Linked DNA regions of Homo sapiens: regions 1 and 3 are each linked to region 2. A link is a loop called in an ENCODE intact Hi-C map of the cell type or tissue named here. Cell type or tissue: PC-3. All regions are shown on one strand. Links, peaks and the distances in the headings refer to the core of each region. The heading gives the core; the rest is flanking DNA. Region 1 has its middle 250 kb from the start of LNC-LBCS. Region 2 has its middle 420 kb from the start of LNC-LBCS. Region 3 holds the start of LOC105374960 (a long non-coding RNA gene).

Region 1 (11,059 bases), core at 3,132-5,631, 170 kb after region 2:
GACTTAGATATTTTCTTGTAGTCGAGAAAACTGCTGTGCTGCTACTGTTGATTTTTCAAATGTGTTACTTTTTAAAAATTTTCAATGTAGGAATGGAATACCAAGCAAGCTGTTTTTTAGGAAAACTAAATCTCTCCCTTTAGGGGTCTTTTATAATTTACTTTGTTTCCCAACACTGGGATTTTACAAACCTGTTTCTGGCTTACAATCTCACTTGGAGAAAGAAAATCTCCAGCTTTTGTTGATAAGGTTGATTGTGTTTTGAGTTTTCTTGTTTTAACAAGAAACATTTACATGTTTTATTTTATATATATAAAAGAAATCATTAGCAGTGCCCAAAGTTAATAGCCTAAGAATGTATAGCATAATATACTGCAGTGTCACTGATAGAGTGAAAAAGATTTAACATAGGACTCAGGGGGAGAAAGTATAAACAGTAAGAAACTATTACTACTCCAACTAGTTCTGAAAGAGCTCAATGTGAAACCAACCAGAAAATGATCATCCCACAACCATAAATATAAAGCAGTAAAAAAGACAAAAGCTCTCTGGCATTGTGAAAAATCCATAAATAAAAAGCACCCCCAAAGCATTTGCTAGCAAAAGTATTTAGTGCAGCAGTAAAAAAGAGTATTTGTTTTCTTTATATTAAGTGATTTTTTATGGAATCTGTACAATTAAACACTACATAAGAACACCAGAACTGGAGTTTGCGTTTGTACCTCATTGAGTATAGAATCAGGAAGATGCAGAATCTGAAGAGGCGACATGCCTTACATTGTATAGTCAAGGTTACTTGTAATGTTTTGTTAAGTAGAAAGTGTCCCATACTGAAAAAAAAATCATTTTTTGAATGTACAGATATACACACTGCCACACAATATGAAAACAAGGCTCTCTTTTATAGCTTTATATTTAAATAAAGAGTTGCATTCTGAGGTTGACAGCTCCACTCCAAAAGGCAATCCTATCAGGCCCATCTTCCTATCAGATATATTTTAGTTAAGGAAGATATTATCTTATTTCATTTTATTGATATTCATTAGGCCACATAAGAAAGGGAGATTTTTCTTAAAGATGAAGTTGTCAGCTGAAAGGAAGCCACAATAGACCTCAGCACCAAGCCCTAAGCACTTAGAATAAGTAGCAGCAAATTAAAGAAAAGATGTGATGAATTATACACAATATCATCATCATTTAGTAAGTTAAAGACTTCCACATCTTAATAAAACATCAGGGACCTTGATGTCAATAATGAACCTAATAATGCTAATCATAACAGTAGTGTTACCTTATACGTGTTTTGTCCCTTGATGAGTCCAAGTGACTACAGTGGATGGGTCAGCAGTTTCACCCCTCACATTCACTCTACAGTGTACAGAGGTAATTATGGCCCCCAAATGGATAGAACTGCTGGCGCTGAAGGCACAGTGACAGAAGCTGGCATAACCTCCACCCCAATATCATTCACAAAGGACTTGCTTGTGCAATGTCGAGTGGAACCACGTGCCCTTCCAATGGCTAGACTCTCCTGAGGAAATGTGAAAGGGAGGTATTATCACTGCTAGTTTGGACCATATGCAGTTTCCAACAACTGCCTTAAAAATGACCCACATGGCTCATGCCTGTAATCCCACCACTTTGGGAGGCCGAGGAGGGTGGATCACCTGAGGTCGGGAGTTCGAGACCAGCCTGACCAACAAGGAGAAATCCCATCTCTACTAAAAGTACAAAATTTGCCAGGTATGGTGGCGCATGCCTGTAATCCCAGCTACTCGGGAGGCTGAGGCTGGAGAATCACTGAACCCTGGAGGCGGAGGTTGTGGTGAGCCGAGATTGCACGATTGCACTTCAGCCTGGGCAACAACTGTGAAACTCCGTCTCAAAAAAAAAAAGACCCACATGGATAGCAATTTCATGTGGGTGCAAACTAATAACTGACAAACTTAATACAGAACTTGAGCCATTGAGAACAGTTTGCCTATTGCAAAAGGGGGGTTCTTAACTGGTCCAACCCTACTTGTTTTTTACAAATCTTTTCTCTCTGAGAATGAGAGCAATTTGGGGAATATACACCTGGTTATACCAAAGATTAAATCAAACCATGTCACTTTAGAATTTACAAAGAACTTTTAAGACATTAGGCTCTGTAACCTCACAACAATCCTTTGAGATCATTATTGCTATCGCCTTTTTGGAGACAGGAAACTGAGGCAAAGAGAAGTTCAGTGACTTGCCAAAGATCACAAAGGTACTTAATGTTCAAGCCAGGATTCAAGTACAAATCTTTGTTTCAAAATGCAGTGTTCTTTCCACTTTATTCCAGTGCCGATATCAGCCACTGTGAATGCCTTTTAAACATCTACAATATGAAAGGCACCATAATCTGTAATGATCGTACATGGAGGGAGGTGGATCAGGGAAAGTGCAGATTTAAAGCTGATTCCCAGGTTCCAAATCTATGCATCAGGGAGGATTTCCCCTGTATCAGCAAAAATAGGGCATTCTTGAGGTAAAATAGGGTTTAGAGGGAAAGGCCATAAGTATAAGTTTAAGCTCAGTGTTTGAAATTTTATAGTGTATCTTGGAGGTGGCCAATAGTGAGAGAGCTCAGGAAGGAAGTTGAGAATTGGGATGAGATTACCACAGGAAGCTGGATGAGATCAATCAGGGAAAAGAAAGGAAGGGGAGGAAGGCTGTGAATAAAATATCAGGGGAACATAGAGGGTGGGGAGGAACACATATATTCAGAAAGACAGAAAAAGCGAAGTCTCATTTCAGAGAGTGGAAAAATTAGTCTTAAGATGGGAAAGGACACTACATCCCCAAAGATAAAAAGGAAAGACAATGGAATGTAGTAACCGCATAAAGAAATTGTGACCCTGAAGGAAGAAGAATTGAGGAAGTGCATGTTGGATAATCCCAACTTTCTCATTAACGACAAATGAAAGAGATGGGTTTTATGTTCTCAAGAGTAACATTTTGGGATGGCTACTGCAGAGGAAATTAGAAGGAACTAGAGATAAATAAAACCAAATCTGCTCAGTAGGGAGGACCTAAGTGTTTTGAGCGAATTTGAGTATGTAGTGGAGAAATGATCATAGTTACCGGGAAATTATCCCAAGGGTAGAGAAATAGAAGAATTTAATCAGGTTTAGGAAATAAACAGGAAACCTACACTATAAGGTAAAAAGAACGAGAGGAATTTTAACCTGACTTGACAAGTTAGCTAAGATGGCTAAACATAAAGTCTAAGCTATATAGGCAAGAGAGAATGGACATTTTAAAAAAGATATCAATAAATCAGGTTCAGTAGGTATGGGAGGTAGAGTATGGAAATATAATCTGTGTGTTGATTTGGTAGGCTGGACATGTAATCTCAAATTCTCCACAGTTTTTACCCCTCCCACTTTCATTTTCAGCTATTTACTTTATCTGCCTGTCCCTTGAGAACATGTGAGTTTGTAGCTATTTGTCAAAACTTTCTCCATTCTTTACTCCTCATTATCTCCTAAATACCCTTTGTATTAGCTTCCAATAGTAGCTGTAAAAAATTAGCACAAACTGGGCAACATAAAACAATAGAAGTTTCTTCTCTCACAGTTCTGGAAGTCAGAAGTCAGAAATCAGGGTGTTGATAGGGCCATGCTCCTTTTGGAGGTTTAAGGGGAAAATTGTTCCTTGCCTCTTGTCAACTTCCATTGGTTGTCACAAGGCTGTATCTTTGGGGCCACCATTCAATCCACTTCATACTTCAACCTATCCTCTAGCCACATCCACTCCAAAACACACACACACACACACACACACACACACAATGCCACTTAACCAATTTTCACTAATAGCACTGATGTCTTCCTAATTTTTCGTTATAAAGCTTTGGTTTTCATGAGGTTTTCTACAGTATTGGACATCATTAACAATTGCAGATGTCCGCAAACATCACCTTGCTACTTTCTCTGCTGTCCATTCTTCATGCCATTCCTATTGGGCTCATTTGTTAATACCATCTACTCCCCCATCCTCTTAAATGGTGATGTACACCAGAGGGCTCCCTCTTCTCTCCTCATTTTTTGCTCTCTGAATAAAGCTACACTCACAGTTTCAACTACATCTCTGTGTTCATTATGCCCAATCTATATCCAACCCTGACTTCTTGCCTGATTTTTACACTAGCACCACCCAATGGAACTCGCTGTTATGATGGACAGATTCTATGTCTTCACCGTCCAACACAGTAGCCACTAGCCACATGTAGCTATTGAACGCTTGAAATGTGATCAGTCCTTAAATTTAAATAGCCACATGTTGTATTGACTACCTTATTGGATAGTGCAAATCTAGTCTCCTCTACCCTATATGTCAGTCCTAGTGAATTTGTTGCCAGCCACACTATATGTCTTTCCACATACTCTTATCTTTGCTTGGGTAAGTCACCATTTATCCTTCAGGACTCAGCTCATCTGTGAAGCCTTTTTAACAACTCCAGGTTGAATTACTTGACCCTACTTTTGTCTTTCCACAACTCATTTTCAATAACGTATTTATATATAAATATATAATTTCAATTTTATATGTTTGTATCCATTTCCCTCACTATACCATGAACTCCTTGAAGAACAAGCCTCTGTCTTAATTTGTTCTGCACTCTTTACAAGCCAACACAGGACCTGGCACTTGCTCACTGAATCAATGAAAGAAATGAGTGACTACATTTTGCTTAGAAGTCACCCTGCATTGTCTTAGAGATAAAGCTTATCAAGTTGCAAATTCTAAAATACAAGGGGCTTCTACCCCCTTATATAATCTCCTCATGAGAATGGCCAAGTCAGGACAGTTCAGGAAGCTTTTAAATCTGTGCATTAGATGATAGAGAATCCTGTTTTTTGTTTGTTTTTGTTTGATCTTAGTTTTAGTTTTTAATGTGTTGCACTTTTAGGAGACTTAAAAACTAGAAGTTAACATGGCTAACTGGGCACATGAGCCATTTGGCTGTCACCCTTCATGCTTAAATGCAAATCATTGTAGGAATCGCTCTTCTCTGGAATCTGAAATACAGTCATTCGGAGAATTCCAAATAGTGGGGCATGATTTTTCAAAAATATGCTTTTAAGAAAACAGAGTTGACATTTCTTTGCTACAGGAGGAAAGGAGAGAAAAAGAGAAATTCTGCTCTAATTTTGGCCACAGGATGTGCACAGGGGTGTGTGCATCTCTTTATGGGGTGAAGGAGAGCATTAGTAAAGGGTTAGGCAGGCATGCAGACTGTAGAGAAGGCAGACTGTAGAGAAGGCAACTCATGGAGGCTTTTTCTGTTTCTGTGCATTCTGCCCAGCCTTCATTGCCTATGGCTGCTCTTTTTATGAAAATTGGCGCATATTTAACTGCTATAGCTGTTGGCATCTAGGCTTAGTTTTACCCACAGAGGAGGCATTCATTCACGTTTTAGCTATCATTTCCATTAAAGCTTGCAAGTACAAATGGTACCCAATCTAAATGGGTAAGGCATGACCAAATAAATATATCCCCTGAATACCCTAAACATGGGGTATCTAGAAACACAGTGGTGGTACTTATTGAAAGTGACATTAACTACAAACTTAAAATTTTCCTTCCTAAGTATATAGAAAAGCCAAATAATCTTGGGCAGAAGGTAGGGTGTAGGAATTCCATTAAGATATTACATGGAAAAAAAAAGCTTTAGTCCCATTTTGTCTATTTCAAGCTCCATTTTATTCATATTGTAACTTAGAGAATCATTCAGTGAAATAGAGTGGGAGGAAGAATATGGTCTACATTTCCTTGGAACTTTAGATACATTTTTCTTTCCTGTTTTATCTGTGCATGCAGGCGACATCTCCTTAATGAGAGTCTTCAAACTTCTTTGCCTTTTAGAAGTATCTCTGCTGTGCCCTGGGACACCAGTCACTGATTTTAGCTTTTAAATATGCTCATGATATAAAGTAATTTTTTCCTTAGTGCTATTCATTGTTTTACCTGTCTCAATGGGAATTATGAGTTTGATTAATGGGCAGAAAGATTTGGCCCTTGTTAGAGTCCTTATCTCTATTCCTCCCTGCTGCATGCTGCTTCCGACAGTCTCTGAATGCTCAAGAATAATATCTGCAAGTGAAGATTAAAATAAGAGTAAAAATAAAAGTTTATCCATGGATTGTTTATCCATGGTCCTGGCATTAGTGGTGACTGTTTATATTAAAAGAATTCATAAATACATGCATACATTCAGTCATACATTCATGTATTCATTCAACAAACAACAGGCATTGTGCTTGGCACTGAGAAGAGTCTGGAGTGATTTTAGGTTCTACCAAATTAAAACAAGACAGTGGCCATTGAGCTTCACATTATATGATAATGAAAATGGATATGGGAAGGGAAGTAAGCATGGAAGGTCCTATTTGTTCTGTTTTAATTTGGTCGCTAGCTACGTATACTTAATCAAGTAGATAATCAGGAAACACCTGTGTTCAGTGAATTAATAAAAATGTATGACACATACTTCTGATGAAACAAATGACCAATCTTGGAATCCACAGGTGCTACAAAAATAACCACAAATAACCAGGCAACTAGTCCCATCATCACTGGGAGTGCATGCTTTGAGTCAAACATGGATATTTATCACTCGAGTAGCTCTTAAAGGTGAAGTAATGCTTGTGGGTTTACTCATGAGCTCAAGGAATAAGGATTACTTAAAAACACTAAGTATTTAGGTGTGGGAAGTAAAATTAAAACACAAGATTTCAGTGAGAACTTCGACTTGATTTATCTAATGAAGAGAAATGTGCTATTTGGGCAGGTCTACACCTTCATGTGCATGTATGAAACCAGACAAGTTTGAGAATTTCTTTTGTCTTCGGAGTAATCAAGTAAAATAATATTCTATCACTAGAATGGCACTAATACTAACTCTTTGGAAAACAGTGTATTTTTTCTCCACTTGGGCAAAATATGAGTAAGTTAACTAAAATAAGCTGGAAAATATTCCTGACTCGTTCAAATGCAATCTGTGAGCTCCAAAAATAAATAAAGATTGCTCCTAAGAAGTCTAGAACATGATAGGATGCAAAGCAGTGGTAACAGATTAAGTACTCTGATGCTTCCAAACATCTGAATCAGCCTGTTCTGCCTGGTTAACATGAAAATAAGATGTGAGCAAAGATCTTAAATTGTAACTTTTCTCACAGGTCCTCAGATTGGAAATTTTAAAAATACAGTCGATGAAATTTAAGTACTGATCCTTGGCATGTGTGGGAGAGGGTCATTTACAAATGAAACATTTACAAATTAATATTTCATACTTGCTGATGGACGTCAGATGCACTTAATAGCACTGCTATTAAAGGAATAAAGATTATGCTTAATTATAAAATAAATATGTTCTGCTTAATCATACACATGCATAGGTACATACACATACAAAAGACTCATGCACATGCTGTCTCTCTCTCTCTCCTCCCAGCCCCTCACCAACGTCTTATCTAATCCTTAATAAAGAGGAATTCAAGCCCAAATGACAGTAGGTATAAAATTGATTACAAAGCAAAATTTTCAGGTGATGCAGGCTGGGAAGATGTAAATGTTTCGCAGGAATTATGATGTCACTTATGTTTCTGCCCAAAGGAGGGCCCCATTTCAGCTCAATCCCAATCAGGAAGTTATTCTTCACATCAAAGGAACATATTTTATACATGGCTGGGTAGAACACAGAGCATTTAGATGCTAGAGAGCTAGAGCAGAAGGGCCTTATATACTGAGATGAGCAAATTTCTGTGATGATAATTTCTTCCTGGAAAAGGATTTTATCACATGGCCCTGGAAGAGGAAAATACCATCTTCAAAATATTCTTAACAACAGACTTTGAGTAGATGCAAAAGCTGAGACTTGCAATTTTGTGGAAATAGTAATAAACTGACCCCAGCTGGAGAGTGAGAGCTCATGTGAACCTATACCAGCCTAGACAGCTGCAGTCAGCTGAACCTCAGCCTACCTCATATCTGTAAGAATAAATGCTTATGTTTTTTTACTTACTGAGATTTTTATGATTATTTGTTATGCAGCAGTAGCTAACTGATACAGAGAGAATAACTATCTTCAAGTATATGAAGACATTTTCTTTCTTTTCTGGAGATGAGAAAATGCTAGAAAAGATTCAGGTTAAAAATAAGAAAGATTAGTATTGTTAGTACCTTTACATGAGAGTTTCAATTGTGGGAAAGATAAATGCTGAAGCCTTAGCGTCTAGAAAGAACAAATGAAATGATCTTTCTTCCTTCATATGTATTGATTTCAGACATGAAGTCACAGATAAGTTTATAAAAATAGAAATGTCATTTGAAACTCTGCCAGTTTCTAAAAATAGATAAGAAATGTGTCCTTTACAATGAGCTACTCTACCACAATACAGAGGGTCAATCTAGTACTTTTGTTAAGACATATGGTTTATCCTGGTCCTCATTAACTTGAATCTAGTTTCTCAGAACAAATATTGTCTTAAGAAATGACAGAGAGGCTGGGCATGGTGGCTCACGCCTGTTATCCCAGCACTTTGGGAGGCCGAGGTGGGCAGATCATTTGAGGTCAGGAGTTTGAGACCAGCCTGGCCAACATAGCAAAAGCCCATCTCTACTAAAGATACAAAAATTAGCTGGGCTTGGCGGCGCACGTCTGTAATCCCAGCTACTGGGGATCGCGCCACTGCACTCCAGCTTGGACGACGGGGAGTGAAACTCCGTCTCAAAAAAGAAAAAAAGAAATTACAGAGAAACATCACAAAACTAAAATAATAAACTTTTCGTTAAACTAAACTTTTAGTTAAATTGAAAGATTTTACTTTTTCAAATTGTTTATTGATGACAACCAAGAATCTCTGGCAAATAAATTTGCTTATATTTGCAAATATAGAGCATATTTGTTAAGGCTTTTTCTAGAGTCAGATATAATAAATTCAGATCTCAGTTCTGACATGGATTAGTCATGGGGCCTTTGTAGGAAGTTGGTTTCTGAGTTCTGGTTGTCTATGAAGTAAGAAATTACGCATAATAAGTAGTTAACAAAGAGAAGCCACTCCACTATCATAATCAATGCCATCATCTTCATCATCATCATCACGATAATCAGAAGTTTAGGGGAAGAGGAGATAGAATCAAAGCTGTGCCTTAGAAGATGAATTTAGTAGGACTATGCAGAATGAATGGGACCAAATGAGCAAACTAGAAACACTAATAGTTTTATTTAGAATATTCCTATCTTTGTCATCACCCTCTTGAGATATCCCACACACCCACACACCCACACACATCAGAGGTGGAGTGGAAATCCTAACAGTAAAACACATGTAAGGCAAGGCTGGCACTTCTGCCTAAAGTACATAACAGCCAAAGATGCAGGCTGAAACATTCCCTATGCCCACTTTGCTCAGGAGCTCAGCATTGGCTAATGGACAGACAGACTCCAGGCTTGTGCCTAGAGCTCTCGCCCTCAGCACTCCCTTGTGATGCTCCCGCATGGTTTTTTTGCTGCCTACGCTCCTGGCCATCTGTTACAGTGGCATCACGCCAGCTTACAGGATAGCTTGCTGGCTTTGCCGAAGCCCAGAGGCCAAGGAAAGGGTTTAGACAAGAAGCCCTTACAAAACTCTCAGATGTGTCTGAAGAGAGCTCCAGGTTGCCTCTCCCTTTCCCCATACGCCAAGGCTGAGAGTGGTTTTCTGCTTCACAACATTTTATCTCACCTGTTGATTTAACTAGTTGGGTCTCCAATCTAAATCTTGAAATCTGGAGAGGAGAAAAACATGAACCATGTGTAGGTACCTGTGGCTGCCAAGCAGACAGGTGGTGTTATTGCCTGCTTCTTGGCAGGGCTAATGGGCAGCAGCAGGGTTTCCATCAATACTCCGCTAGAGCCTCCTCTAATTCCCCAGTGTTCTCCTTTGTTCCCCATGATTCCTCCCTCTGTTCGTCGGTCATTACACTATCTGTAAGATTTAGCAAAGATGTCTTTGCTTGACTTGTTTTCCAGCTCTTTGCTTACAAATTTATATGAAAAATATTAAAACCTATCCACATAAGTTATTCTTACAAGACATGAGAAAAGACATTTAAATACAACCGGTGTTTTAAACTAATGCTTTATGTGAGACTGAAGGATGTTTTATAATTACATTTAAAGTCATACACCACTGCAGCGAATAGAACCAAAGGAGGAAAAATCAATTGGAAATTAATACAATAAAAATATTCAACCTAATGACCAAGAACATTTTTAGTTCATATTCAATTATGGATTAGCTTTTTTTAAAAAAATAAGCTAGGCGCGGTAGCTCACACCTGTAATCCCAGCACTTCGGGAGGCCGAGGTGGGCGGATCACCTGAGGTCAGGAGTTCAAGACCAGCTTGGCCTACATGGTGAAACCCCGTCTCTAATAAAAATACAAAAATTAGCTGGGCATGGTGGCATGTGCTTGTAATCCCAGCTACTTGGGAGGCTGAGGCAGGAGAATCGCTTGAACCCAGGAGGTGGAGGTTGCAGTGAGCTGAGATCATACCACTGCACTCCAGCCTGGTGACAGAGCGAGACTCCATCTCAAAAAACAACAACAACAAATAAATACATAAATAACAGAAAATTCACTCAAATGTCTAGAGCATGTGGTAATAATAAGTACAACAAAAACACTTTGGATAGTCCTAATGATAGATATGTGCACCTATATTAGGAAGAAAGCCTAGAAATAACTGGAGTTTAAATCTTACCTGACGATAGAAGAATGTTGATTTTCTAGGCCAATATATACTCATTCATTCATTCAGCAACTAGGGACTGGGCATCTACCAGATGTCAGTCGCTGAACTAATGTTTAATAATAGGAAAGAAATCATTCAGAACATCTCCCATCAAGGATTTCATTATCTAATGTCACATGTGATTATGTGACCAAACATAAAGCAAAGAACAAATGCAGTGATTGGGATATAGACAGGTATTAAGAGAGCGCTTACTCCATCCCAGAGGGACTTAGAAAAAACTTCCTGGAG
Region 2 (10,180 bases), core at 3,158-5,657:
TGTCTCAGTGCTTGTTTCTTGTTTGCTGCTGCTTGGTTTTGTTGTATTTACTTACAGTAAAAATTCCCCAAAATAGAAAGGAGTAGCAGTGCCAGTTTTAAAGAGAGAAGAAGTTAGAAACTGTGTTCTGTTTTTCTGCTACCCTGGGCAGACAAGAATCCAGCAGGGAAAACCTGCTGGTGGCAGGGGAAGTGATAGCAGGATACTTAGCCAATGATGAGGGGTAAAAACTAAACATCTATTTAACACCAACTTGGGCCAGGTTGCACACTTTCCCACTAAGATGTATTTGAAGCATTTAAGTGTCCAAGTTGGTCTTTAGTTTTCCTTAAGCAAAGTGATTTGGATTACAAGGTCATTGGTTTGGCATTTTGGAAGTTTTTGAATACAACCTGATCTACTTTAGTAAGGCTACCAAGAACAGGGATTCTGAGGCACAGGAAAAGAATAAGAGCTATGTTCATAACTGCCCAAGCATAAAAAAGGATGGCCAGGCGTGGTGGCTCAAACCTGTAATCCCAGCACTTTGGGAGGCCGAGGCAGGCAGATCACCTGAGGTCAGGAGTTCGAGACCAGCCTGACCAACATGGAGAAACCCTGTCTCCACTAAAAATACAACATTAGCCAGGCATGGTGGTGCATGCCTGTAATCCCATCTACTCGGGAGGGTGAGGCAGGAGAATCACTTGAACCTGGGAGGCGGAGGTTGCAGTGAGCCGAGATCGTGCCATTGCACTCCAGCCTGGGCAACAAGAGCGAAACTCCATCTCAAAAATAAATAAATAAATAAAAGGCCACTGGACATTTTCCTAAGGTGATAATTCAATTGCAGATATTACTTTTACTGTAGTGAGAAGTAACCGTGAGATTATTTGGTACATTTGAAGGGGAAAAAGTGGTGCCTAAGGCAACTAAGGAGAGTGAGAGGAAATAGAATAGAGAATATTGGCAAAGATCATGAAAGGGTATGAAAGTGAAACTCCAACTGTAAGAGAAAAACCACTACCAATTAATAATAGTTGTGGTGGTAGTAGTAGACACCCTGGTATCAAGTATTGAAATGTGACATTCCCAGGGATTCTTATAGGAGACGAGAAACACCTAAAATTAAGTCACTTAGAAATCATTTCTGAAGGTGTCTAACCTCATTCATTTTATTTGAGCCCACCTGAGATTAGCTGAGCCCTATCCAGACAAGCAGAACCACCAAACCCACCCACAGGCTTGTGAGAAATATTAAGTGGATTTTTTAAGCCATTAAATTTTGATGTGCTTGTTAGGCATCAATTGCTAACATACACATAGAGTAGTATCATAAAAATTTTAATAGATTACATGTTCTGTTAATATTTGTTTTATTTTGCAAAATAGTTTAAAATTATTTTCACCTTTTACCTTTTCCAACCCTACCAAAGAAACCAAAATAAATAGCCTCATATGTATCTTCTTCTCACCTTTTTCCATATTCTTAGTTTCCCATATACACTGATGTACATTTATCGACTCTTTTCTAAGGGTTTTGTTTAAGAGATCATACTGTATATTTTTCTCTGTCTTCCTTTGCTCATCTAACAGTACACTGTGGGGATAATTCCAAGTCAATGAATCTAGATATAGCTCATTCTTTTTAAGAGCTCCATAACATTTCATTATATAAATATACCACAGTTTATTGAACCATTCTTCTAATCACAAGTATTCCGATATTTAACAGTTTCTTGTCATTACAAACAATGCTATAATAAACATTTTTCTTCTACTTTCCTAAAATTCTTAGTTCTAAGTTTACTCTAAACTTTTTTTTACTCTAAACTTCTAATATTCTTATATACCAGTGCTTTTATTTCTATAATGTGATGAAGACCCAGAGGAGATAGCTAGGTCAATAGGTATGTGTATTGTTTTAAACAGATATTTCCAGAATAGTTTTCTGTAACCAGGAAGAAATTCACATTTCTACCAGTGATATAGGTTATGCCCTTCCCTCCACAACTCACCCCTGCCACTGTCTCCTCCTCTCTAGGTCTTGCCATCAATCTTTAGTTTGGCATGACCATATATGGATGCTGATCCTGGCTCCCATGAGCACCAGCAAGAGAGACAAAGTTCTTTGCTTCCCACGCTCTTCTTTCTTGCTCTTTACATGAAGGTGGGGCTCTATGGCTACATCGATGGTTGTGTACAGCCTGGGCTGCTGTCCCCTCCCTTGTGTGATATCCACACATTCCAGTTTCCCTGTTCTCTAGCACACGCAGCAGTCCTCTCCCTGAAGATGAGAAATGTCCCTGACTTCCACTCTTCTGGCAGCTGCTTGAGCTCTCAATGTCTTAACAGAGACTTAAGAAATTCTTCATTTTTTCTTTTTATTTTCTCTGGCTTTCTTTTTATTTTCCAGAGCCTTCTCAGGTTAAAGCTGCAGAACAAATCTGCGGGGCAAAGGGCAGGAGTTGAGGATGGTATAAGCACGATCCCTAAGCACCATGTACTTAAAATACTCCTTCATTTCACTCTCTGCACATTGGCCATGCTCTTGGAAAAAGCTTCCTAGATTATTCTTTTCCTTGAGGCTCCATGGGCTTAGACCACCACTGGCCTTCCAGGATGTCTGCGTTTGTAGTGTGTACAATCTGGGATCTACTTTATAGCCACCAAAGATCTTTACTGCATATGGGTATCAAAGGGAATTAGCTTTTCTTCATTATCTGTTCTTATCTTACAAGAATTTGCAATATTGACTAATTAATGGTCCTCACACTCACATTATTTGATCCTCACAAATCAACACACAGTCAATAGCAAAGAACATAAAAGAAATCCATAGAAAACTAAAGGAAAAAAGATAATCTTGTAATGACTTGAAAATCTTTGCTTCTCTTTTCAAATGTAAGTTCTTTCCTCTGAGAAACAAGATGGAAAGAATGAAGAAGATGGAATTTCTGAGCAACATCTATAGGGATATGCATGTGAGCACAGGCTACAACATGTTCTCTGGCCTCTATGACATTGGAAGTGGCAAGAGAAAATGTATATAACCACGGCCAAAAGAAGCCTTCTTCCTTTCACTCTATCTTTGACCCTGAATTATTTATTATCCTTAGAAGCACAATAGAGATCAATGTGATTGACATTATAAGAACCAAAGATTTTACTTCCATGGAAACTTACTTTTCAAAAAGTCACTGTGGATGGGTTAACCCAGCTGGCAACATAGATATGATTTTCCTTCTCTCTACATTGTCTTTTTTGACTAGGCAGGCAGTTGAATGGCTCTATAAGCCAGAGACCAGTGAGATATAAAACAAGGTGATGACTCACCTTGAACAGGATGGAATTGACATGCTATCACCTTGTAGAGATGTAAGTGCCAGAAACACAGTTGGAATTTTGATGGGTAATAATTATTAAATCTGAATAATTAAGCATATCTATTCTTAGGGATTATTAGACCTAATAATTATTACCCAGAAAAAATATGTGTGGCTTTGAAATCGACATTTTATCACCAATGATGAGCCTGTCAATTCCATCCCATTAGCCAGTTTTTGTTGCCATCTAATGTTAATGTAAGGAAGTCACTGGAAATCACAGTTTATAACAGTACACACTTACATGTACTGTTTAGTGAAGTATAAACTATCAAAAGACTTTACTATTTATGCACAGAACACCTAACATTCTGATTCATTAAAAACAATTATAGTGTGACCAGATAGCATTTCACACTTCTCACTCTAGCAACTTCACTAAAAGAAAGGAAAAAGACAAGTGAAGGATCAACATTTATTGGCTACATACAGATGCTGACTATTTTACATTCCCCATTCCATATAATAATCACAACTACTTTATCATTAGTCTTTGGTTATAAGGAAACTGAAGCTTTGAGAAATAAAGTCCCTTGCCGGGTCCACAGAACTGGTCAAGGATAAAGGTGGGATTTGAACCCAGATCAGCCTATTTCTCATGCTTCACAACATAAGATATATGTTCCATGAAGCATAATTCAAGAAAAGGAAAAAAAAAAGCAAACCATTTGACTAATAATTTCAAGCTGTATATGGAGTGGAATTCAAAAGTCACATGGATTTGTAGAATAAACTGATGTTTATTGTACAAATAAAGGCCACAGATTTGAACCAGGCCTGTCTGATTTTAAAGCTATGTACTCTCCACAACCCTGCTGTATCTCCACCAACACATATTCTTTATCCCCATTGCTGAGAGAAACAAATGTTGCCAAATGCTTTCCAGAAAAGCAACTTGAATTTTCTTTGAGATTACTATGGGTTTGTTAAACTTGATTGACCCTAATATTACAGTTGGAAATAAAAGGTTGTTTTTAAAAGCAAAAATTAGGGGTAAAAGGGTTAAAAACTTTTTTTTAATTGGCACAAGGCAACTTTCAAAGGAAAGTTGAGAACACCAAGCTGGGGCAGAAACAGACAAGTCACTGGGCAGAGGCAGAAGCCCAGGGATTAGCAGTAGCTGGCATGGTGATGCTGGCAGCAGCTGCAGCAACATTCATTTTACTCAATTCATCTTATTTCAGCTATCAAACCAGGTGGTCACAGGAACAATGAGGGTACGAACTTGTTTTCAGGATGTTGCCAAATGTTTTCCTCAAGAAAACATGATTCAGATATGTTATATCATTGGAGTATTTACAAGGTCAAGGAACACCCATAGCGCTTGGTGACACATCAGAAAGGAAGTATTAAATCTGGGTTAAAGAGCTGGACTGACTGTGTGAGCCCCATAAAGTGTGTTCTGTTCTGTTAGGCATCATGAATTTTGTTAGAAATCAGCCCAGGATAAAGAACATGTTAATTTGACCTCCAAAAGCCTTCAGGCACTATATGCATTTGTAAGTAGTAAAAGTAAACCACAGAGATTTTGTTTCGGGACCAGATAGAAACATGAGGCAGAAAAGGAAAAGTTCTGTATTTCAATGTCTTTATTTTCAGTATGGGCCGAGGAGTGCAGATCACTGCTTTTAAAATCACCAGTCATGAAATCAATTCAGTGGCACTGACAAATATTATTTTAAAATGAACTACGATAGAAAATAGCAGAGTATATTGCCTATAGTAAAAGTAAGAATTGTTTCATTAAAATTTCCTTCAGTTATGTACATACAGGCACACATAAGTTTGTGTGCACTGGGACACAATATATAGAATTTCTTAATGTGTGTCACAAATAAATTTGAAAGCCACTGGTCTAGATGACATCTAAAGTGGCTTCTGGCTCTAAAACCACATGATTCTGCTTTCATGCAAGTTGGTGGCATCTGGCGCAACTTATTGCAGCCTCCAAGTTTCCTGTAGGTTGCTTAGAGATGGCTACAAATGGTCTCAGAGGGGCTGACGTGTCAGAGCTGCAATCTGCCAAATCCAGGGCAGCTCCACTTTCATCTCCGGTACATAGTGTGTTAAGCAGCAAGGTGTGCATGCATTAAGGGCAATACAGCCTCTGGAAACAAAAAATAGCTTGAAACCCATGGTCCAAGGATATGCTAAGAAATCTAGAGCCTGTGATCCCCCCACAGACAGGGAAGAGATGCTAAAATGTCCCCATATGGGCCAAACACATTATGTATTTTCTGCTTTTTTTTTTTTTTTTTTTTTTTTTTTTTTTTGGTGTGAGACAGAGTTTCGCTCTTGTTGCCTAGGCTGGAGTGCAATGGTGTGATCTTGGCTCACTGCAACCTCCACCTCCCAGGTTCAAGTGATTCTCCTGCCTCAGCCTCCCAAGTAGCTGGGATTACAGGCATGTCCCACCACGCCTGGCTAATTTTGTATTTTTAGTAGAGACGGGGTTTCTCCATGTTGGTCAGGCTGGTCTCGAGCTCCCAACCTCAGGTGATCTGCCTGCCTAGGCCTCCCAAAGTGCTGGGATTACAGGCATAAGCCACCTATCTATATTAGTTTATTTCATTTTCACAACGCTTTTAGGCTATTAGGTCTCTCTTCCCTCTTTGGCTATTATGTCTCTCTTCCCTCTTTTAATAGTTGAATAAAAAGAAGTTTAGAAAAATAAATAAGTGACATGCTCAAGGCCACAGATTTGAATCTAGCTAGGGCTGAACCAGGCCCTGTCTGATTTTAAAGCCATGTACTCTCCACCACCCTGCTGTATCTCCACCAACATATATTTTTTATGTCCATTGCTGAGAGAAACAAATGATGCCAAATGCTTTCCAGAAAAGCAACTTGACTTTTCTTTGGGATTACTAAGTGTTTGTTAAACTTGATTGAACCTAATATTGCAGTTGGAAATAAACGGTTGTTTTTTAAAAGCAAAAATTAGGAGTGAAGGAAGAAAAGGTAAGTATGTAGAGGGAATTAGAGACCGATAAGGTTCCCAATATCGACAGTTCTTTTTAGAATGACTCTCTGAAAAACAAAGGAGAAAAAGGGAGAATGCTGAATTCAGCTTTCACAAAGTCATGAACAGCTGGAGTGTTTCTGCATGATTTATCCCAATGTAACAAGTTTGGAATTTTTAAGTTTTGGGAAGGAGACATGAAATGAAGTTCATGTTAGTTTTGGGTTATCTTTGTAACAGTTACCCTTTGATGCCTAGGAATCTTCAATTTGGAAATCTAGATAATATGTTCCTTGCACAGCGAAGATTTGAGAATCATCCCCTGGACTTGGAACATTAACCTTCCTACCTCAGGACTACTTTACCCATTGAAACCAGCCTCTTTTGTGTGGAGGCATTTCTTGGCTTTCTTGCTAGAGTTTAGGACTCTCCACCGGCGTTGTGTTAGCATTTCGATGAGGACAACAGTTCACGGGAGACCTTTCTTCAAACACTGAGTTTCTGGTTCATTCAAATTTCTGTTTTGGGCTCCCAGAAAAATACCATCGAGAAAGGACAGATGTGCCAGTGAACTAGGAACATCCTGAGTGGGTCAGGATATGCTCCAGAGGTACAATGACCTTCCCTTATTTGTGGTGACAAGAGCTTCTACTTCGAGATTGGCAGGGGCCCCAGAAACCTGTCAGTTTACATTGCTAGGCAAACGATGAATGGTACTGTTACAGTCAGTGCCACATTTTAAAGACCTTGTTTGGACAGTAAATTGGCTTGAAATAAAACATGAAGAATCTGGCTGTGATTTCAATGCCCAGGTGAGATGGTTTCAAAGCCTGGGGGAAAGGGCAAAGAGGGTGTGAATCTTCAATCAAGAAACTAAATAGCAGCTGTTCCCATAGGCAAGCAGTACAAATGATTCTGCTACTGAGATAGGCTTACAACAGATCCAAACTAATCTTGGTGAAACTGTGCTCTAAATTATTAGTGTTAACAAGCATTTACTAAGACAGTTGCATTATTTTCTCTCCTCAGAATTTCAGAGCCTAGCAAACCCCTCCTGCCCCCCTGCCCCTCTGTTTGTCATTCCATTACAGTATCTGTTTTGTTTTTTGTTTTTTTCATTTCTACAAAGGAAAAAGGGCACTCCCAAGGATGGGCATAAAGATGGAATCATTAGGAAACAATAACAAACTGTTCATTCTCATTCAGGGCGTCAGCTATAGATTCCACCCAATTATTATTCCTCCCAACTATTTAGTACACATCAGGAGGCTACTTTGATCCCCAGGAGTTGCATAGGCAGACCAAATACTTGAATCTACTCTCTTAATATGCAGGAGGTGAGAATGAACTTTAGAAGTCCAGCTCATGGTCTCATCATGACCATAAGTCTATCTTTTCTTTTTGACAGTGACCTTTTAATTCAAAGAGTGCCCATTTTCCTAAAGGTTTCACACTATTGCCGAATTCAGTGTTGAAGAATGCTTCCTCCAGTTTCCAACTTCTACTTGATTTAAATATTGCCCAAGTTGGTCACTCTCAGGAGCTGATAAAGTGCTAGGTACAGGCTGTGACAAATATTTGATTTTAAAAAAAGTACGTGCCAGTTATCTGCCCACAGAATATCAGAGAGGTATTGAGGAATTATTCTTATATATCTTTATCCTGCCACTTTAACTTAAAAAAAATTTTTGACGGACACTTCATAGTGAGGAAATAGCAGCTGCAGGCACAGGAAACCAGAAGTATGAAGATTTTGCTAGGGCACAGTAAAGCTTTCAGTGGTCTAGTTGAGGATGAGTAGGGGCAGTCAGGGGCCCAGAACTGAGGATTACAGAGGTAGGATAGATGTTATGTGGGAAATGTACCCACTCTCTTTTGTCCGACATTCCTTAGACTTATGCCAGTATTCCTTACTCTTAACCTGTTGCTGTTTTGTCCTTTTCCTCTTCTACCCACAAGCAAACAAACAAATTAAAAAGATAACTTAATTCCAGGCTGTTGATGAGAAATGTGGAGTACTTGTCAGAAAGCATCACAGTATAATGCAAAGAAGAGGAGGCTGTGTTCAGACACTTGAGCTGTCATGGATTGAAAGGATCAATATTATGAAAATGACCATACTGCCCAAAGCAATCTACATATTCAATGCAATTCTTACCGAAATACCAATGTCATTTTTCACAGAATTAGAAAAACAAATCCTACAATTCAAATGGAACCAAATAGAGCCCAAATAGCCAAAGCAATCTTAAGCAAAAAGAGCGAAACCAGAGGCATCGCATTACCTGACTTCAAACTATACTACAAGGCTACAGTAATCAAAACAGCATGGTACTGATATAAAAGTAGATGTATAGACTAGTGGAACAGAATTTGAAAACCCAGAAATAAATCCAAATACCTACAAGCAACTGATCTTCACCAAAGCAGAAAAAAATATACACTGTGGAAAGGACTCCCTACTCAACAAATGGTGCTGGGAAAATAGGATAGGCACATGCAGAAGAATGACACTGGGTCCCTATTTCTTACCATATACAAAAATCAACTCAAGGTAGATTAAAGACTTAAGTGTAAGACCTGAAGTCATAAATATTCTGGAAGGAAAACTAAGAAAAATTCTTCTGGACATTGGTTTACGCAAAGAATTTATGACTAAGACCTCAAAAGCAAATGCAACCAAACAAAAATAAATTAATGAGACTTAATTAAACTAAAAAGTTTCTGCACAGCAAAAGAAATAATCAACAGAGTAAATAGCCTACAGAATGGGAGAAAAATATTTGCCAACTATACATCCAACAAAGGACTAATATCCAGAATCTACAAGAAACTGAAACAAATTAACCAAAAAAGTAATTATCCCATTAAAAAATAGGCAAATGACATGAACAGACATTTATCAAAAAAAGATACACAAATGGCCAACAAACATGAAAAAATACTCAACATCACTAATCATCAGGGAAATTCAAACTAAAGCCACAATGAGACACCATCTCACACCAGTGAAAATAATCAGAATGGCCATTATTAAAATGTCAAAAACTGGCTGGGCACAATGGCTCACTCCTGTAATCCCAGCATTTTGGGAGGCCAAGGCAGGCAGATCATCTGAGGGTAGGAGTTTGAGACCAGCCTAGCCAACAAGGCAAAACCCCATCTCTACTAAAAATACAAAAATTGGCCGGACATAGTGGCATGCACCTGTAATCCCAGTTACTTGGGAGACTAAGACAGGAGAATCACTTGAACCCAGAAGGCGGAGGTTGCAGTGAGCTGAGATCATGCAATTTCACTCCAGCCTGGACAATAAGAGCAAAACTCTGTCTCAAAAAAAACAAAAAAAGTCAAAAACTAATAGATGTTGGTGCAGATGCAGTGAAAAGAGAATGCTTATACACTGTTGGTGCAAATGTAAATTTGTACAACCTCTGTGGAAAACAGAATGGAGATTTCTCAAGGAACTAAAAGTAGATCTACCATTTTATCCAGTAGCACTACTGAGCCACTACTAGGTAGCCACCCAAAAGAAAAGAAGTCACTGTACCAAAAATATACCTGCACTCTGTTTTTATTGCAGCACAATTCACAATCACAAAGATATAGAATCAACCTAAGTGCCCATCAACTGATGAGTGGATAAAGACAATTTCACACCACAAGATACTACTCAGCCATAAAAAAAGAAGAAAATAATGTCTTTTGGAGCATCTTGGAAGGAACTTGAGGCCATTATCCTAATAAGTAACCAAATACCACATGTTCTCACTTACAGGTGGAAGCTAAGCTATGGTTACATAGGAACATATAGACCGGTATAATGAACATTGGAGACTCAAAAGAGAGAGTG
Region 3 (11,059 bases), core at 5,275-7,774, 75 kb after region 2:
CCCTCACAGCAATGGTTTCTCTCAGAACCCTCATCTGATATAAAGCTATAGTACAATGCCCCACTATATTAAATTTCAATTTAATTATCTTTATTACAGCATCACCTCCTTGGAGGAAATTATTAACTCTGAGATGAGCTTATAATAACAGAGAAAGGTAATGCAGGGAGCCTTGCCCTAAAGCCTTGTGCTATATATAGGCTACAGTTACAGGCTCAAGAGCAACAATAAAATGGTTGAAAAAGAAGCTACTCTGCCATATCCTCGGCTCCCTGTGATGTGATCCCTCAAAGGTCCCTAGTGGCACACACAAAGCGAATGGCATGAGAAATAGGTCACACACACACACACACACACACACACACACACACAAATGCACAAGTCATTTGTGTGTGTGTGCGTGCACACTTTAGTTGAAAGCAGAGAATAATTCGCAAATAATTAGCCCAGGTGAGACCAGGAAGCTGTCCATGGACAGTACACATTCATTACACCATAGTTAATCTTTTAAGAGTTAAACTTTACTTAGCACCATGTACTTTAAAAAAAAAAAAAGCTTAGGGTGTTTTGCCTTAAAACATTACTTGAAGTGACTTTCAATGACTCTCTTTAAACTTGGTTTGAAAATTAAAAGAGCTAGAAGCCAGCAAGCTTCCCAAAAGTAATTAAGTCCCTAAATTAACACTAAGGGGCTTGAATCCCATGCAACTATGGTATTAGGTGACTGAGAAAAAATGAACTAGAAAATGGGATCACAGAGCTTTGAGACTGTGTTATTGAAGCAAAATAATAAAATAAACTTTATTATCACTTATTCGGCATTTAAATAACAAGTATTTACAAAAAGTACTTTGGGGTCAACCACTGTCAGGAGTGAAGTGTCACCATGCCACATACATGCCTCACCACTCCCGTTTTTGTTCTTTTTAAACATGTCAGGAAGTTTAGGCACAGAAAAATTCATTTGTCCAAACTTCAGACAATAGAGTCCAACATAAACACAGACAATAACAGTGACACTTGAAATAGTCAGTGAATTGGGCGATCAGTATGTAGCTAGGACACCAGCTTCAGCCTAAGTTGAACTTACCATAGGATATTGACATCTTTTGGGGTCCTGGAGACGTGGCGGGGAGAGGGTTCAAACTAAGAATGCTCCTTGATAAAGAGAACATATTGAGGGAGAACATGTTGAGATGCTTAAGTGAACAGCCAAAGGGGAAAGGGTTTTTTGAGTATGTGCTGTGCCTATTATTTGCATAACCCCACCCTCTGCTTAGGGAGAGAGGGTTGTAATAAAGAGCAAAACTTGAGTTAGACATGACACTAAAATTTCTGTGACAGACTGGGGCAAAAGCGCCTTATCTATTGGGGGTTCTAACAAGTAGAAATGACCAGAAAGGACTCTTTCCAGAATTAGTAAATATTGGAAGCTAGAGGAGGTAGGAAGTGGCTTCATGGCAACACTGCAGCTGTGCTTTTCATGATCATTAATGGATCTGATGGAATAAGACAGTGGAAAATGGTGAGTATTGGGCAGTAGCTGAGAGTTCTGTGTTAATGGGGGAAATGTGAGGGTATGAGAGGTGCTTGTTCTTATGATCAAATTGGTGTGAACTGAGTAAAGACAGCTGATTATTTAATATTTAGAATCCAAGGAAGATTCTCCCTGAATTGTAAATTGGCAGCCTCACTGGGCACACTGGCTGATGCCTATAATCCTAGCATTTTGGGAGGCCCAGGTAGGCAGGTGGCTTAAGCTCAAGAATTTGAAACCAGCCTGGGGAACATGGTGAAACCTCATCTCTACAAAAAATACCAAAAAATACCCAGGCATGGTGGTGCATGTCTGTAGTCCCAGCTACCCAGGAGGCTGAGGTGGGAGGATCATCTGAGCCCAGGAGGTTGAGGCTGCAGTGAGCCATGATTACACCACTGCACTCCAGCCTGGGTTACAGAGTAACACCCTGTCTCAAAAAAATAAAATTAAATTAATGAATAAATAAGTAAACTGGCAACCTACTTAGCCAAAATATACAATCTTTCTATTCTTTATTATTATTACAACTTTGTGTAACATGTTGCCTGTAGACATTTAATAATCTTGCTCATTAATTGAGACCTAGATGAACAAATAGTATCAAGTTCCCATGGTTCCTTATTTGGGCTTTCCCCTGCTGTGTGCAAAGGTTCTATATGGTTTTACTAGATCCATCAGTCAGAGCTCAGCCAGGAAGATTGAAACAACTTGAGGAATTTCTAATGCAGGTAACAATGTAGAAAATTGGTTACTTAATATTGGAGGATCTAAAAGAGCAAAAAGGAGAGGGTTTGATCAGTAACTGCAAGATGATACTTCTATCCTGTCAGTGACAAGACTGAAAGGGAAAATACTATTCAAGAGCCCATAATCTCTGCCATTAAAGCTGCTGGATAATCTCCGGCTGCTGTCAGAGCCACCATTGCCACTACTTGGCAAGACCATAGAAGTAACCTGCTTCTTCTGCTACTCTGCCTATACACTGCCTGAAGCCAAGAGAGGAAAAAATGCCCACAATCCTTAAAAAAAAAACAACAAAAAAAACTTTATTTTAAGATCAGGGGTATATGTGCAGAATGTGCAGGTTTGTTACACAGGTAAACCTGTATCATGAGGGTCTGTTGTACAGATGATTTCATCACCCAGTTATTAAGCCTAATACCCATTCGTTATTTTTCCTGACCTTCTCCCTCCTCCCACCCACCACCCTGAGAGGCCCCAGTGTGTGTTGTTCCCCTCTATGTGTCCATGTGTTCTCATCATTTAGCTCTCACTTATAAGTGAGAACTTGCGGTTCCTGTGTTGGCTTGCTGAGGATAATGGCCTCCAGCTCCTTCCATGTCCCTGCAAAAGACATGATCTCGTTCTTTTTTATAAAATGCTCTCAAGCTTATTCCCACCGTCCAATTTCCTGGTAGGACCTCCCGCTAGGAGAGTATAAGAAAGCTGCTTGGTAAGGAGGGAATCTTGTTAAAAATAAAGTTCGCAGACTTTCAGCTTGCTTATAAGAGAGAAACACAGATGCATGAGCCTGGAGCTGATAGCCAACAGACAAGCAATCAGCCCTTTGGGTTACCCAACTCAAAGTTAAGCAGGAAGCCAACAATATTGCAATAGTCCTGTTAGATTAAATTCCATTGCCAAATAGAATTTGTTTCATAAAAATTATAAGTGATTGCTACATAGTGTAACAGGTAACCACCAATTTTCTCCTCTTGTTTTGGGATCCATAGATATAGCTGTGAAAGGCTTGCTTCTATTTACAAAAATTTTAGTTGAAAAACATTTATAAAAACAAGAAAATATACATAGTATATTACAACCAATAATATACAGTCAGTATACATAACATATGTTTTATTAGATTAAGAAAAAGTGCAAGAAAGGAAATCTAATGTTTGTCACAGGGCCAAATACAATATCTGAGGATAAAATTTGATGAAAATAGCATTATGAAAATTCACTCCTATTAGATGATGGCTTTTTCATGTCAGCTTGATAACTTCCAGGAAATAAATGAAGGCATTTTAAAAATCAAAGTGATATAATCATATAAGTGGTGCCTTATAAAAATTCTTAATGGTACAGTATACCAGCTCCAAACTATGACAACATTAACCACATCAGGAGAAAGTAATGAATTATAATAAGTCTGGAGACAAGCAAAGAAATAATTAACATCTCTGAATCAATTTTACGGAGCTATTATCTTAATTTTGTGGTATTTTGAATAGAATACAAAATATTGAGTAATAAAAGCAAGATATTAATTAAACAGGGGTGATTTCTGAGACTTGTTAGTACACATGCTACCTTTTTTTGTTTCGTTGGAGACTGGAGTGTTACACTTCATTTTCGGACAAAGTAATCATCTACTTTTCCAAAGCAAGTTAGCAGTCAGGTAGAATCTAAATGACAAATACCATCTCTCCTCACAGGTGATATCTACAGACCACACATTTTACGAAAGAAGGATCAAGTCCAAATTATTACAATTTATTTATTCACACTGATAGACTATGCCACACACTAATAGGTGGTTCAAAGCAAAAGCTATATAATTGGTTTTGGATTTCCCAATCTCCTTTATTTCTAATCAGTATCTACTGTTCCTAGGCCAAGGATCCTGTCCTGTGAGGAAGCTAGTAGTATCACTCCTCCAAGCCCCAGAGATGACTCTGGTTTGGTGGAGACAGTGGATAAAATGTCTGAGCAGACAAGAGAGGCAGCCTCTAGACACACTCCCCCTGCAGGAGTTTAAGGGCCTGAGGCTGGGGAACAGCTACCAGCACCAGCAGCAATGCCCTGGAGTCAATCTTATGAAGCTTAGGAACTTTGAGCAATCACTATCATTCAGGTGATCCCTTGCAACAAACAACCATGATGTGCAGAGAGGGAAGGCACTGTAACTAGAAGAGAATATTGGATACGCTTGCCTTATTATGTAGTCTATTAGTAATCCCAGGACAGCCTCTAGCCAAAAAAAAAAAAAAAAAAAAAAAAAAAAAAAAAATGTCTTAAAGCTTAGTATACTTGATTTGGTATTTCACCTTTCCTGTGCCTGCCTCCCCAGTCAATCTAAGTGTTTATCCTGATTTCCTCTTAGAGAAGACATGTGCTTACTCTTTGCAATATTTGCTATGTTTATGAAATACAGGGTGCAAATTATATATTTCATAAAGGAGAGATACGTTTGTATTAACAGCATGATCTTATGCTTATAATCTCTCTTTAATCTGGATGTGAGTGATTATATGAAAGTGAGTGCATAATTTAAGTTGGTAATTTTTTTCTGTCTTATCGGTACACAAAGTGATGGCATATTTTACAATCTTTGGTGTTATAGATTAGATAAAATATGTAATTCACTTAGTAAATGTGAAATATTGCACAAATTTCAGACCCCTACTGCATAAAATGTGGAGGTCAACACTTAACTAAAATGATTTTTTAAAGTTTCTTCCGCTTTCAAAACCTGTCGAACTATTTACTAGATCTTCAGCAAAAAAAGGTACTTGGTAAAGAAATTGAGATACCAATGACAAATAATCTATCAAGCAAACTTAAGTTATTGTTCAAAATTAGTAGGCAGGAAATAGTTTAGTTGAGGACAAGACCAGGCTGCCAAAGACAGAGAGAGAGTGACCGAGAGAGAGAGAGAGAGAGAGAGAGAGAGAGAGAGAGAGAAAGCTTAAAAGCCCAGAATAAAACTGCATATACAATATTTAACATGTTTTAATATTTCTTGAAATGCACACACTGTATTACCTGAGCTGCTGAAGTGAGTAGTAGCCAACACAACCCTTCTCCATATCTCATATTTTAAAGAACTGAGAAGTTACATTCATAATTTATAAATCAAATTAGAAATTTTCTGATTGGAAAAAAGAAGAAATTTGGTGCCCCCCAAAAATGCCTGAGAATGTATCCCTGTGGATGTTGACCTGGGGAAAGCCATTTAGTCATTTCATCTATTGAAGATAAAATTATTTTGATCCTCTAAGCTATCTCAAAATTTGAATGTCTTCTGTGTTATGATAAAATGCCCTTTCCCTTTAGCCTTCTGCAACAGAGTGCACTCAGAAAGCCTGCTAGATGCATTACAGAGACACATCAGGCATTCTGCAAGCTGAAGATTCTCCACTTTGATCTCCCAGCAAGCTGACTGTGGCACAGTGTCCCCACAGAGTTGAATGCACTGCACAGGAGGGTCTTTTAACTAAAGTGCACACAGGGAAAATTTCATGAGGTTCTTATGAAGTGGTTTGTTTTAGCTCTGAATGGAGGAAAAGAAGTAGAGAGGAAAAGGGAAAATGGTCTTATGACATAAAGATCCAGTTGGACCTGGTGTGATTTTTATCATCTTAAAGCCTGTTTGAGAAGACTAACCTCAAAGTATGAGACTGTCTCAATACAGCACATAAAAAATGGAAGGCAAAAAGTAGCTGGTCTGTAAACAACCCACAAAGCAAATTGCCAGTTGATATTTTCTGAACTAGAATTCTTTGAGTTACAATGGGAACAGCTTCTCGGTATATACAGAGCATGAGTCTTCTCTTTGGTTCCAACGGAGCTTTGTTATGACTTGTAATGAGCTGAACATTGTAATGCATGTTCTAAAAAAAAAAAATTGACTGTGACTGTGTGTGCAAAAATACAATGCACATGCACCAGGATGTTAACAAAACAGCACCTGCACAAACTAAGATTGCAACTCTATTCTCAGCTTATCTTTGCTTTTCACTCACTGGGATCATTTCTCTTTCAATGGGAAGGAAAGCCGCACATGCAAGCAGAATTCCTACATTAAACTGGAGCTACCACTTTTATATGAATCAGAGCTCAGTAAACACAACAAAAATCTGAAAAATTTTAAGTCCAAATATTGTCTGTCACATAAATACAATAAGCTTCCACAATGTTAATAGCAATAGATGATAAGTAACACAGGCTTTTAAACCTGAGGTTGGAATTTAAGAGAGGTACTACACAATTATAGGCTATTTAAAATTGTTTTAAGTTGACTATACACATAAGAAGTATTTGTTCAAACTTTAAAGCTGTCCTTAAAAATAACATCATTAATAGAGTTATAGAAATTAATGTACAGATGAGTGAAAATACATAAATAGCAAAAAATGATCATGTTTATTTGTCCTTTAAAAATGCCAATAGTTAACACAGTTCTCTAAATCTAATCCATCATCTGTTCATGGTACACAAGTGACAGATTTGCTGATTGAGAACAGATAACCCAGGTAAACAATAAAAACCACCACAACAAATAGTGAATGCTCATATTCCTAGAAGTACTATGCCTTGTGCTAAATACTTTAAATTTTTATTTAGTCCTTCAGCGCTCTGTTGGGGAGGTACTTGTTGTGCTTTGAATTTAGCAGATGACCAACCTCAGGGTTCAGGTTTATGAACCTTGCCCCTGTCGCATAGCTAGTAAGCAGCAGAGCTGGGCAGTGTGGCATCCCACTCCTCCCCTAGATCTAGTCATCACATATTTCTCAGTCGCTATACCTATAATAGGAAAAGGGCAAAACGACGTTGAGGATGCCGTTATTTGGGCAAATGTACATTTTTTAATTGTGGGAAGTGAGAGTGCTTTCTATAGTAAGGCCAGTTGGAAGTGAAGAGTGAGTATCCCTAATCTGAATCATTACAGTATTACAAAATGAAGACTTGAAACAACCAAAGAACTTCATATTGCAAAGAGTATTAGAGGGCATCATATCCTACCCAACATAGTGGTTCTGTCCAGTGCATTCCTGACAGATGGCTGCACTTGAACACTTCCAGTGATGGGGCATTCACCACCCACTAGGCAGCTTATTCCAATTTTGAATGACTTGAATTTTTAGAAAGGGCATCACTACATGGAGCCAAAAATCAGAGCTACTATCACTTCAAGTAATTACTACATGCTGTATCACTTGATCATTGAAGAAACTATTGTCTCACTGTAAAATATGGGAGGTAAAGTATATACAAGGGGCAGCATATTTAATTGCATAAGTGGCATGTCCAGGTTTGGATTTCTTCCTCAGTTGTGTCGATGCCAGTGAAATCCAACAGCAAGCCTGGATTATACTGCATAACCCCAAATAAAATTTACCAGCAAACCAAGGGCATCCCACATCACATAATTATTGTACTTCGTTGTATCAGCTTAATGTCTATTGTGTTGGTAAAGACATATCAAATATCTGATTGAAGCCAGATTCAGAACTGGGCATGGTAGCAGCAAACATGCAGTAGGTCTGTGAACAGGTAATTGCCACTATAAACCCTCTAAGTGAGGCACGAAGGAGGACATGAGCTATAATTTATACATGTAGTGTGTAATGGAGGACACACAGACAGCTGATGGGTGACTGTGGCTCCTCACACTGCCAGCTTGCCTTAGAGGGCAGGGCTGCTGATGGAGCAAGGCATGGTGCCCATTGCACGTGCCCATTCCGTACATCCAACCAAAGAGACTAAAATTCAGGGAAAATATTTGCTCTCAAAGCAAACAGAATCAGCATACACTTTAATCTGTTCTATAGATACGCAGTGCCGCCTCTTAACCAAATGCCTTACTCTTGAGCAGTTCACTGCACTCTGTAACCAAACGTCAGACAGGACAGGAGAATGTAACTCCTTCATTTCTAGAGAGAAGTGCAAAGTTTGCTCATATTGCCCAATATTTTACATCCCTTGTGTCTAAAATTAAAATCCCAGCAGTGACCCAGGCTTGACTGTATTCTAAATAGAAGCTACATCAAAAGAGCTTAGGAGTCTGGCTTCCTAAGCCAGGGTCATGAATTGATACTTCACTGCTGACTTCTTCTGCCCCAATCTCTAAGAGAAGCTCTAGCTGGCCTCCAGAATTGGCAAAATTCTGTGATGTCTCTCTAAATCGAAAATCTATTGTTAAAAACAAACTTCTTTTAAGAGGTTGACTAATTTTTGTGAGTATCCATAGTTTTTATCAGCATCCATAGACATCCAATGTCTTCTGACATTAATTTTATTGAGTTTTTAACTCAAAAGTTATGTTAAATGCATGTTCTTGTCTTTTTGCATTTCAATCTATTTTTTAAAATATTTGAAAGTATTTGAATTTCAAAATAAGCTGTCACCTATTACAGGTTATCCCAGAAGTCTTAGTGGAGTTTTGAGCTTTCATAACTTAGGCAGAAACAAATGCTACAAACTTCCGAAGACCATTTGTCATATTTCTGGTTACCTTTCCTCTAGGCTCATGCAGTTTTGTGAATTTTTCAAAATCTGTTTTTAACTTTTTCCAGTTTCTCTTACTGAAAATGGTACACACTGACTAGAAAAATAAAATAAAAAAATCAGTTAAGATTCCCAAAATTGCATACATATTAAAAATATAAATAATTACTATTTTAAGAGACACTTGAACAAGACAGTACATTCATACTTCTGAAATAATTAAAGCTCAAAAGTGAATTAAGGGTTTTTGAAGACTCTGTATAATGTTCCAGTTCTGGAGCCCTGCAGAGACAGCGTATGTCAGGTGGGAATATAGCAACCCAAAAGCCATCTCTGTATTTACGCTTCTTTACTCACTGCCTGAAAATGAAGAAGCATAACATAGAAAGAGGACCCCCATCTTTAAGACGTCATTTCCACTTTGTGAATGCATAAATTAATGGTGGAGAAGTTTCAAAAAGAGCATCTTCCCCAGGTCAAACCCTGGGCTCTGCCCCACGGCACATGATTCAGATTTAGAGAGCAACATTTCACCCACCATATCGCTATCGAATCTAATCATAATGAAGACAGAAGAGATTTTCTTACTTGAGCACATAAAGTCAAAGCTTACAAAGAGTCTGCTTGGAGAGATTTGGGCATATATGCAGACTTGATTCATTCCTTCTACTCTCAAGACTAGAAAAATCTAAGAAAGTTGAGGGTTGCGCTCAAGTTTGTATTCCCCTTCTTTAGGCCCCTTTTCTGCCTCCTGCCTTCCCAGCTCCTCAAAGAGACACTGAATGTCACCACCACAGAAAAATCAAACCAGACTGTGAGAAGGCCAAAGAACTCTTTACCACTCAGTTTATATGAAATAGTCAAGCAGAAAACAATCTTTCAGCCTAGTCGCATTGACTCATTTCATGAATGAGAAAAAGGGAAGAACATTTTTATCATACTGTGTTTTATCAATCTTGGGATAAAAGTCTGAGCCGGAACTTAAGCATTCCCCTCTCAAAAGGGTACGGTGTCAAAGACACCACAGAGATAGCTTATGTTAACCACATAGACTGTCATCTAGCTGCAGGTAGGGACCATTCTATTCATTGTCCAATCACTACCACAGAGCTGGTACATGGACTACGATCAGCAGATGTTTGTTTCACAAAATGTAGCTCTCGGGACAATATAAATTTTTTTTTTGAGACGGAGTCTCGCTTTTTCGCCCAGGCCGGACTGCAGTGGCGCTAACTGGGCTCACTGCACTCTCCACCTCCCGGGTTCACGCCATTCTCCTGCCTCAGCCTCCCGAGTAGCCGGGACCACAGGCGCCCGCCACCGCGCCCGGCTAATTTTTTGTATTTTTAGTAGAGACGGGGTTTCACCGTGTTAGCCAGGACGGTCTCGATCTCCTGACCTCGTGATCCACCCGCCTCGGCCTCCCAAAGTGCTGGGATTACAGGAGTGTGCCACCGCGCCCGGCCAATATAAATTTTTATGTTATAAAAAGCTATTAGAGTATGTTAATCTTTTGCTTCCACATATTCTGGGTTGGATAAAAAAACAAGAATGTTTTTAGAGTAAAGGGATAATACTGTATTCTAATTTTGATGGAAAGAACAAATTCCAGGAAAGAATTGCAATCATTCTGGTTTAAATTTTTAAAGGAGGAGGAGGAAGGGGCACACAGGAAGACAAAGTGCGCTGAAAGAAGAAAGAAGCCTAGAAAATAGCACAGAATACTGAGAGACACAGAAGAGAACACGAAGAGATTGCAATGGGACTGGGACTTGGAACCACTTTCTGTACATGTTGTTTTAAGTATTAATTTTTGTGTAAATGGCATATAAGATCCTCATCCACCATCTACATAAAAGATTGTGGTGCCAAACAGGACTGCCCCGTGTGGGCTTTGTTTCCAAGTCAGCTTTCTCACAAGCATCTCTCCATTTTCTGACAAATGAACGGAACAAGTTCATTGGAACAAGGAGGGTGTATTGTCTCTATTTGCCGTTGGCTGGTTTGCTTCCTTGGGGGACTTAATGAAGGAGCAGCATTTGGACAGGAGGGAAAGAGCTTTGGAGTTGTCAAAAAGCACTAGTTAAAAAGCTTCAAACTGGGTCTTGCCAGTGTGTAACTGCTGTGGAAGAAAACATTTGAAAACAAAACATGCATTTTTAATAAATGGAGACATAAAAGTTATTTTTATTTGATCTGAGCCTGACATTATTCTGTGCTTCTAAATTCCTTTGGATACACTAGAAGTTTCAATTCCCATGTCATCTTCAGAGTGCTTTGAGGAAT

The links. Peaks named below come from ENCODE experiments on the same cell type or tissue, not always from the same donor. Only the 100,000 strongest peaks of a DNase experiment are listed, where the experiment ranks them.
Region 1: a loop joins it to region 2, with 1.9 times the contacts of the local background. A loop is called at or near these places in 1 of 110 quality-filtered maps.
Region 3: a loop joins it to region 2, with 6 times the contacts of the local background. A loop is called at or near these places in 1 of 110 quality-filtered maps.

What each region holds. Positions count from the first base shown.
Region 1 is chr6:19,545,221-19,556,279 of GRCh38, forward strand. No RefSeq gene overlaps it. Among named protein-coding and RNA genes, the nearest start is that of LNC-LBCS, 250 kb to the right of the region's middle. In PC-3, for the core only: a CTCF peak has its summit at 4,110; no DNase peak of the experiment used is centred there.
Region 2 is chr6:19,375,864-19,386,043 of GRCh38, forward strand. No RefSeq gene overlaps it. Among named protein-coding and RNA genes, the nearest start is that of LNC-LBCS, 420 kb to the right of the region's middle. In PC-3, for the core only: no CTCF peak of the experiment used is centred there; a DNase peak (open chromatin) is centred at 4,648; H3K27ac peaks cover 1,613 bases.
Region 3 is chr6:19,448,392-19,459,450 of GRCh38, forward strand. LOC105374960 (a long non-coding RNA gene) reads left to right here and starts at 1,430. Exons shown (of 2, transcript NR_134615.1): 1 at 1,430-1,525; 2 at 10,423-10,957. In PC-3, for the core only: no CTCF peak of the experiment used is centred there; DNase peaks (open chromatin) are centred at 6,390 and 6,820; H3K4me3 peaks cover 1,051 bases; H3K27ac peaks cover 1,239 bases.